2 separate regions of the Homo sapiens genome follow, and region 1 is linked to region 2. A link is an interaction called in ENCODE POLR2A ChIA-PET data of the cell type or tissue named here. Cell type or tissue: B cell. All regions are shown on one strand.

Evidence for each region. Peaks named below come from ENCODE experiments on the same cell type or tissue, not always from the same donor. Only the 100,000 strongest peaks of a DNase experiment are listed, where the experiment ranks them.
Region 1: POLR2A ChIA-PET joins it to region 2 with 6 read pairs; 2 of 35 experiments call an interaction of 5 or more read pairs at or near these places.

What each region holds. Positions count from the first base shown.
Region 1 is chr2:64,635,750-64,639,749 of GRCh38, forward strand. It overlaps SERTAD2 (SERTA domain containing 2), which reads right to left. Exons shown (of 2, transcript NM_014755.3): 2 at 1-1,126. The coding sequence starts at 1,122. The coding sequence ends at 178. It overlaps SERTAD2-AS1 (SERTAD2 antisense RNA 1), which reads left to right and starts at 1,175. Exons shown (of 2, transcript XR_940172.3): 1 at 1,175-4,000. In B cell, no CTCF peak of the experiment used is centred here; DNase peaks (open chromatin) are centred at 962 and 1,602; H3K4me3 peaks cover 1,603 bases; H3K27ac peaks cover 3,780 bases.
Region 2 is chr2:65,023,746-65,027,745 of GRCh38, forward strand. SLC1A4 (solute carrier family 1 member 4) reads left to right here. Exons shown (of 8, transcript NM_003038.5): 8 at 1-120. Among named protein-coding and RNA genes, the nearest start is that of LINC02576, 5.0 kb to the right of the region's middle. In B cell, no CTCF peak of the experiment used is centred here; DNase peaks (open chromatin) are centred at 2,116 and 3,546; H3K4me3 peaks cover 417 bases; H3K27ac peaks cover 2,225 bases.

The DNA of each region.
Region 1 (4,000 bases), 390 kb before region 2:
CATACTTGGATGAAGGCACTCCAACTCTGCTCAAAGCAAAAACTAGTGTGATCCTGTTGTAAAATTTTCTTTTTCTCTGAAAAAGGCAAGCAAGGGTGCATGCACAGTGTGGAGAACTGTCAGGGTTATGGGAACGCTCTGGGGTCTGGGTGGGCATAGTCGCTGGGTCCCTGGGTCTTAGGACCCAACAAGCACCTCCATGATGTGGTCCAGCTCTGTGAGGTCCATTTTGAAAGGCTGACTTGGGGTGACAGGCTGACTGCTGTAAGGAGCCAGAGTTTTGAGGAGGTCGTCGGCAGACACAGGGGCCATTTTTGAGGCTGTCCCTGATGAGGAAGTGCAGGGGTCAAAATCATACATGGACGTATCAATGTCAGCAAACAGGATGTCATCCAGGGTCAAGTCTGTCAGGAAACCCGTGGACGTCGTTATTTCAAAATTCCCAGGCAGAGAGTCCATCAGTTTTGAGTCATCTGCGCGGCTCTCTTGAGGACCGTCGAGTTTCTGGGTGCCAGCCTCGCTGGAGGTCCCTTTCACACTGTCAGTCGCAGCCGTGGCCGCCTCTGTGGAGGTAGATGTGGGACAGAGCTCCTCGATCTCGTCCAAGGCAGAGGAGAAACTGTCCTTTTCTGGCAAGAGGGCTGGAGGTGACAGTTTGGTGGGAGCCGTGGGCTGCATGGCCTGGGAGGTGCAAAACGTGTCATCGTCGTCCTCGAGCAGTGAGGCCGGGGTGAGGCAGGCCTCCAGGGGCGTAGTGCTTCCGAGGTCGCAGGGGTGGGAGGACGGGGACGCCAGGTGGCTGAAGGCCGGCGGGGCCTCTCGGTAGCTGTCGCTGGGCTCGGTGGTGGGCTGGGAGGAGGGGGTGAACATGGGCCTCAGGCTGCCTTCCTGTTTGAGTTCCTCCTGGATCCGCCTCAACATGTTGTTAATTAAAACGGTCTTTTGCAAGCTGGGCTCTGTCAGGGGCCTGTGGTTATAGAGTTTCATAAGGGAAATGTTGAAGATAGTCTGGCGCTGTAAGGTGTAAGACACCTTGGATGGACCGTCACAGGGAGACACGATTTTGCCTTCCAGCCCATCTTCATGCTCATCAAACTTCCGTTTTCCTCCTTTACCCAACATATATCTGCAGAGGGGAGAGAGAGGAAATGGCATTAATCACATGAAAGCTGATTTCTCCCATAAAAAAAGAGACTGATTTAGAGGGCAGGACTTGGACCTCAGTTTCCTGCCCAGGGTTATTTACAAGTACACGTGGATTAATTAGGGGTGGGAGGAAGGAAGACCTTTTACAATAAGAGAGAGTTAGAAAATCCACCTTTGTATGCCTGTGGAGCAATTTTTATCACTAGGTAGTCTGGTGAGTGTATTTCTTGAGAAATGTGTACGACACAGACAAGTTAAGAATTACCATGGAAACCATGATTTTGACTTTCTCAGCTCATGTGCTTGTGTTCGCATGCCTAAGATTATCATGCAGGTTCGATTTCCCTCCCCCACGTAGATTTATTTTTAAAGCCCAAGAAAACACTTACAATGCTATGACCTAAACAGATACAGGTGTCATAGATTACAGCTTGAGCACTTCTTAAAGGATTAAAAGAACCAAGTTAAAGAAAGGTAACATGTATAATTTGGGTAGAACTGTGTGTGCTTTCAAAATGCTTTTCCTTCCTCATTAAGCACGGAGTCTTTCTGCCTGGTTGGGGACATGTGGTGAAGCACTGCACCTGTGTTAAATGACCACAGTGACTGAGCCGCCGCCACTTTTCATTTAGAATCAAGGGGAGGAATGCGTATGTCCCAGCCTAAGTTCTTCCTTGGCTCAACTTCATCCACACACAGTTATGTTTGAAGACAACTGGATTAATTTTGAAGTAATTAGCTCTGATTATAAGCATTGCTGTTTGGGTACTCGAGACATTTCCTAACAAACTACCTCCTGTGATTCCAGAGATACATGCATATTTTGAGGAAACCATGACCTCATATCTCAGACCCTGAGAATCTGGTAATGGGTTGAATTTTAAAACTGCAGCCAGGAACTCCTGCCCCATCTTGCCTGCTGCTCACAGGCCAGGCTGTGTCCTCTCTTGCTCTGGCCTTAGTGAATACATTTTATCAACTGGTTGTCACCTTCTGGGGAGTGGGCCTTCCAACTTTCCAAGATCATGTGACATCGTCACAACCTCCTTTCAGAACTTCTACTGTCTAAACAGAACAATCTCAAGTTCATTAGCCTTTGCCTCAAAGATCTCACTTTCTAACCATTTAACAAGAAACCTGTCTTTTGGTGTTCGGACCAGGATCGTGGTTCGAATGAAGCCAGGCCCATGCTTGCTCCCTCACCGTCCCCGCCTCCAGCTACAGCACTCTCAGGGACTCCTGCTAATCCTGTCCTCAGTGTGACTCACTCTCATGTCTTCATATACAGGCAACTGCTTTGTAGTTATTCAATTTCTCTTCTAAATGCCACTTACCTTTTAATGAACTGCTTCAGCTGATTGATCACACCTCATTCAATCCTTTAATAACTTATCCACATCTACACTGTCATAGGCATTTGGCCAGGCCCAGTGGGGAGTCCCACATGAACACCCTGGCCTTCAAGAGGCTAAATAGCCCCTCCTACACCTGATCACCATTTTGAATTTCAAGTCTCGACCTAAAGAAATAAGGCTAAATGGAATATAAACTTCACAGAACTTCTTTCTCATACTTTGTCACAAAGCAGGCCATGCTGCCCTCAAGGCCAGTATACAGGTAGACATGGAGCCTGCCACTTGGGGTAACCGTCTTACCTCATGTCTCATGAGGTCTCCAGAAGAGACAGATGAACAAGCTGCGACCTATCAACATCAGAATCGGCTTGAGATTTGTTAATACTTATGAAGAATGTGGAGTTACTTGCATGAAACATTTCCCCTCATTTTGTTAACATTTAAAAAATGGCTGTCAATGTCAATCACAATGACCAGTCCAGTAATTAATTGTTCTTCAGGGCAATAAAGGTTATGATAGTAACAGTTGGTTTGTCTAATACTTCAAGTGATAGACATATTTCCTACTGTTTAGTGCTAAAATTCTCATCTGTGTATTTACTTTGCATAGAACATTTCCTATCTAAAGTATCTGTTTAAACTTGAAGGTGAATCAGAGTGGAGGTGGTTTCATCTCATATTGCAAAACGTTTTCTACTTCATGCATGAGAGGTACTACTGGACAACTGGGTTTTGAAACATAACTGTATTCACAGGTATGCTATTGGTATTTGCTTATAATTTAAGCATTTAAATACTTATAGAAAAATTTCACTTTTGCTAAAGAGCTAAGTGCATTTAATTCTCATATAAAGTTCTAAGATTTATGTTATGTTATAATGTGATCATGGCAACATACTTAAATGTGTGAGTACACAGATACATACACACTCTAAAATAGTGTTTCTCAAAGTGTGGCCACAGATGGTGCCTGTCTGCGAACTGTTACTGGTCCACGATGAGGTATGTAGAGAGAGACATTTTATTATTTAGAAACTTCTACAGCAAATTTACACAGTAACTGTTATGTCTGTACATGGAATTTTTAAAATGGGGCTTCTATTTTCCATAACTTTGTATTTTTATTTCATTTTATGATAATTATTTTTATTGTGTCTTACTGAAGTCTGTGAAAGATTGGGGGGCCAGGGAACCAAGAGAGCCCCTAATCACAGAAAGCTTGAGAAGCACTGTCCGTAAGTGTAAAACAAAATACAACCGAAAACAAACTAGCTTATTGCCACTGTGGATTTTTATCGGTTTTCTGGAGGAGAGGTAACATTTAGGGAAGATGGTGTAGACTCTTCTTACAGTCATCAATGCAGAATTGTCTTTTTAAAGACTTGTTACTAGAACAAACAACAGGGCTTTTTTAATACTGCATTTTTCTAGAAATAATCACTGAATCTACAGAATTCACCTATTTAAAAAGTATACAGGCCATGCAAAATATTATAGGC
Region 2 (4,000 bases):
CTTTCTAACATGTTGTGGTAAATCTGTTCAGATACTGCTCATCTGACTGTTTTGTACATGTGACAATTGCCTTAAAACCTAGCACAGTCCTCAGAAATGAATACCGTGTTTCCACTGGAATCTGCAGTTCCTTTATTCCCTTCTTGTGTGTTGAAGCGGCACTTGCTGATGGAGGAGCTGTTGCTCTTCTAGGAGATGGGCTTTGGGTGACTAAAGGGATTTGTTTTCCTTGCTCCATTCATCAGGCACGAGCCCCTAAGTCAGGGCAGGCATGCTCAGGGGGCAGTGCTACCGCCGGAGCTGCTGTCGCTGATCCTTTTGCGGCCACCTGCTTGCAACTGGGAAGCGTCAAGCTGCTCAGGGGCTTCCCACTCCACACCAGCAGGGCTCTTGTAAAAAGTGTGTGGTTTTGCCACATACCTCCATAAAGTTATGTCTTGTCAGAACGACTAGGTCAACAGGCCCTAACTGAGCATCTACTGTAAGGCAAGCATTAAGTAGGAACAACAGGAAGAAAGCCCCAGGCCCTAGAATTCTGGGAAAGTCCCTGAAAGAGAGCAGTTGTCCATGCCTCTACTATGGCACCACCACACCTCGCCCATGCTTTTATATAATCTTGTTTTCAATGACACCACATTCCAGCAACATTAGGGAATCTAGACACCTCTTATAATAGGAATTATCCTGCAAACAGAGTGGAAACCTCTGAAGAAACAGATCCCCTGTCTGACCTGAACATTTCCAGCTCTTCATATAATACAGGAACTGGTTTTCATTTCTGGGCAATCCCCAAAGGATGAGGAGAGAGTTCACACCGATCAGGGGCCTGATGGGGCCTGCTAGGAGTAACGATTTGGATTCTTACCCTGGAGTGTGGTTGCCTTGACTCTCTGTTGTGGAGAGTGTTTGGAGGTTGGGATTAGTACTTGATGAGTCAGTTTTCTGATGTAACCAGACCAAGAGGAGCAAATCTACACTCAAACCATCTCTTCCCTGGGGATCAGAAGGAGCGCTGATCTGATGAGCTACTTGAACCTGCTCACGGGAACTGTAAATTGTGTCTGAATAGCACAGGCGATGTAGCAGGGAGGACCATGGGCTGTCTGGGTTCCACTCCCAGCTCTGCTGCTTGCTTGCTGCATGACCCTGGGCATGATAACCTCTCCATGGCTTAGTCTCATATTTAAAATTGGGAGACCGAGTGCAGTGGCTCACACCATCATCCCAGCACTTTGGGAGGCCAAGGCAGGAGGATTGCTTGAGGCCAAGAGTTTGAGACCAGCCTGGGCAGCAAAACAAGACCCTGTCACTATAAAAAAAAATTTAAAAATTAGCTGTGCATAAAAAATTAGCTGCACACCTATAGTCCCAACTACTCCAGAGGTTGGGGTAGGAGGATCACTTGAACCTGGGAGGTCAAAGCTGCAGCGAGCCATGATCATGCCATTGCAGTCTAGACTGGGTGACAGTGAGAGTCTGTTTCAAAAAATATATATATTTTTTTTAAAAAAAGTTTTTTTTTAAAAAAAGAAAAGCCTTGGCTGGGCGCGGTGGCTCACACCTATAATCCCAGCACTTTGGGAGGCCAGGGTGGGCAGATCACTTGAGGTCAAGAGTTCAAGACCAGCCCGGCCAACATGGTGAAACCCCATCTCTACTAAAAATACAAAAATTTAGCCAGGTGGGGTGGCACGTGCCTGTAATCCCAACTACTTGGGAGGCTGAGGCAGGAGAATCACTGGAACCCGGGAGGCGGAGGTCTCAAAAAAAAAAAAAAAAAAAAAAGAGCCTTTTACCCAAACATGTATAACTGATGAAGTTCAACATTGTAAGTTAAAGTGTGGTCTGAATCTAGGCAACTGATTATGCTTACATAGGCGGGGCTGCCTCAGCATGCAGTTCCGCAGGGCACCATTCATGTATTCTGTGCGAATGGAGCTTGCAGGAGTTGTGCGGTACATAGCCTTCCTGGCCATAACATGGCAGCCCTGAACTGTGGGGTCAGTTGCAGTTAAAAGCTTTGATTCTCAACTCGAACGTAAAGCATGTTGAATCTGTCTTCCCTATAAATTGTTTCCCTTTTAATAGTTATGGGCCAATCAGTTTCAAAGCAATAGGGTTGCAGTCTAGAGGAACTTCCTTAATCAGCTTCACTAGTCATGATTTTTCCATTTGTGGTGTTCCTCTAACAAAGCATCTGTGTTTGTGGCTATGCACTTTGTGGTATCAATGAACCTTTTCTCTCTCTAGTCCTCAGAGCACCCTGGGTTGGCTAGCTGGATTGCTCACATGCCTTCCTCACCTCCAAGCCCCTCTAAGACAACCAATCTCATGACAAAAGCATGGCCCTGAGATCTTGTGAGTGGTAGCCCACTCCATTCAGTCCTTCCAGAAACACAGTACAACAATGGTCAGGCCTGAAAGAGCCCCGATGCTAAAGAGCACAGTGTTATAAACCCAACAAACTGATCTACAGGGGAGAAGTCAGTTTCATAGTTTCCTTTAGGTGCGGGGAGAGCAGCCTGTGGAAGTGCTGGGAATGCTCTATTTCTTGATCTGGATGGGTGTTTGCTTTGTGATAATTCATTAAGCTATACACTTATGTGGCTTGTTTGCTTTTGGGGGATGGAGTCTCGCTCTCTCACCCAGGCTGGAGTACAGAGGTGCCATCTCGGTTCACTGCAACCTCCACCTCCCGGGCTCAAGTAATTCTCCTGCCTCAGCCTCCCGAGGAGCTGGGATTACAGGCTTGCTCCACCACACTCAGCTAATTTTTGTATTTTTTTTAGTATAGACGGGGTTTCGCCATGTTGGCCAGGGCTGGTCTAGAACTCCTAACCTCAAGTGATCTGCCCGCCTTGGCCTCCCAAAGTGCTGGGATTACAAGCCATTTATGTTTAATAAGTGTACGCTTTTACTTTTCACAAAGTGAGAAGAAAAAACCAGGGGTGTAGGAGCGGGGTGGTAATTAGGGCCCAATGGAAGACTCTCTGTAGCGGTTACCAGTCACTTTGGATGACCATGTCTTTTCTTGGCTGTCCTGTGAGCCATCAGAAATTATCTCAGCTAATTACACCTTGGTCATCTAGAGCAATGGTCAGCAAACTATGGCTCACAGGCCACAGCCAGCCCACTGCCTGTTTCTGTACGGCCCATGGGTAGTGCCCCAGCACATTAGCAGCATGAGCGACAGAGGCCAAGCGTGGGTGTTTCCCTCCACCCCGTCAGGGCTGACTTGCCCATGAGGCACAGGACTCGCAGGACCTGAGGCCCACAATGCTTTTAGGGGCCCACAAAATTATTATTATTATTTTGAAACAAGGTGTTGCTCTGTTGCCCAGGCTGGAGTACGGTAGCATGATCACAGCTCACTGCAGCCTCCACCTTCTGGGCTAAAGCGATTGTCCCACCTTAGCCTCCCAAAGTGCTGAGATTACAGGCATGAGCCGCTGCTCCAGCCCTACAAAAATATTTTCATTTGCTTTTAAATCAGAAAAATGTCCCCAGGACATTGGGATGACGTACGTGAACAGGTGGCTTGACACTCATAGCAGGGACGCATGGATGATTTTCCTATTATCAGTTTTTGGTCTGCAACAAAATGAGGTACTGAAATTCTGGCAAGTCTTTGCCGAGCCCTAGGATGACTTGGGCTTGTAGGGCTCCCCAGGGGAGCAGCCCCCATTAGCAGAACCTCCCCCCACACCCCACACCCCACACCCCTACACACAGAGAAAGTGGGCATAGCAGGGTCTCTTCCTCAATAAAGTGCTAGCTGAGGAGTCACTTGTCCAGGAATCCCTGATCTCACCCATTTCCACTTCACTAAAGCACACTGAAAAGCATTAGCCTGATATATACAAGATACCTGATGTATACATATCCATGGAGATTTAAGAAAGAAAGCAACCATCAACTGCTAAAATACTTCCCTGGAAGCTCAGCTCTTCCATCAAAACCCAAATCCAATCTGTCCCTAAGAGTGAGAGTCAAGGACAAA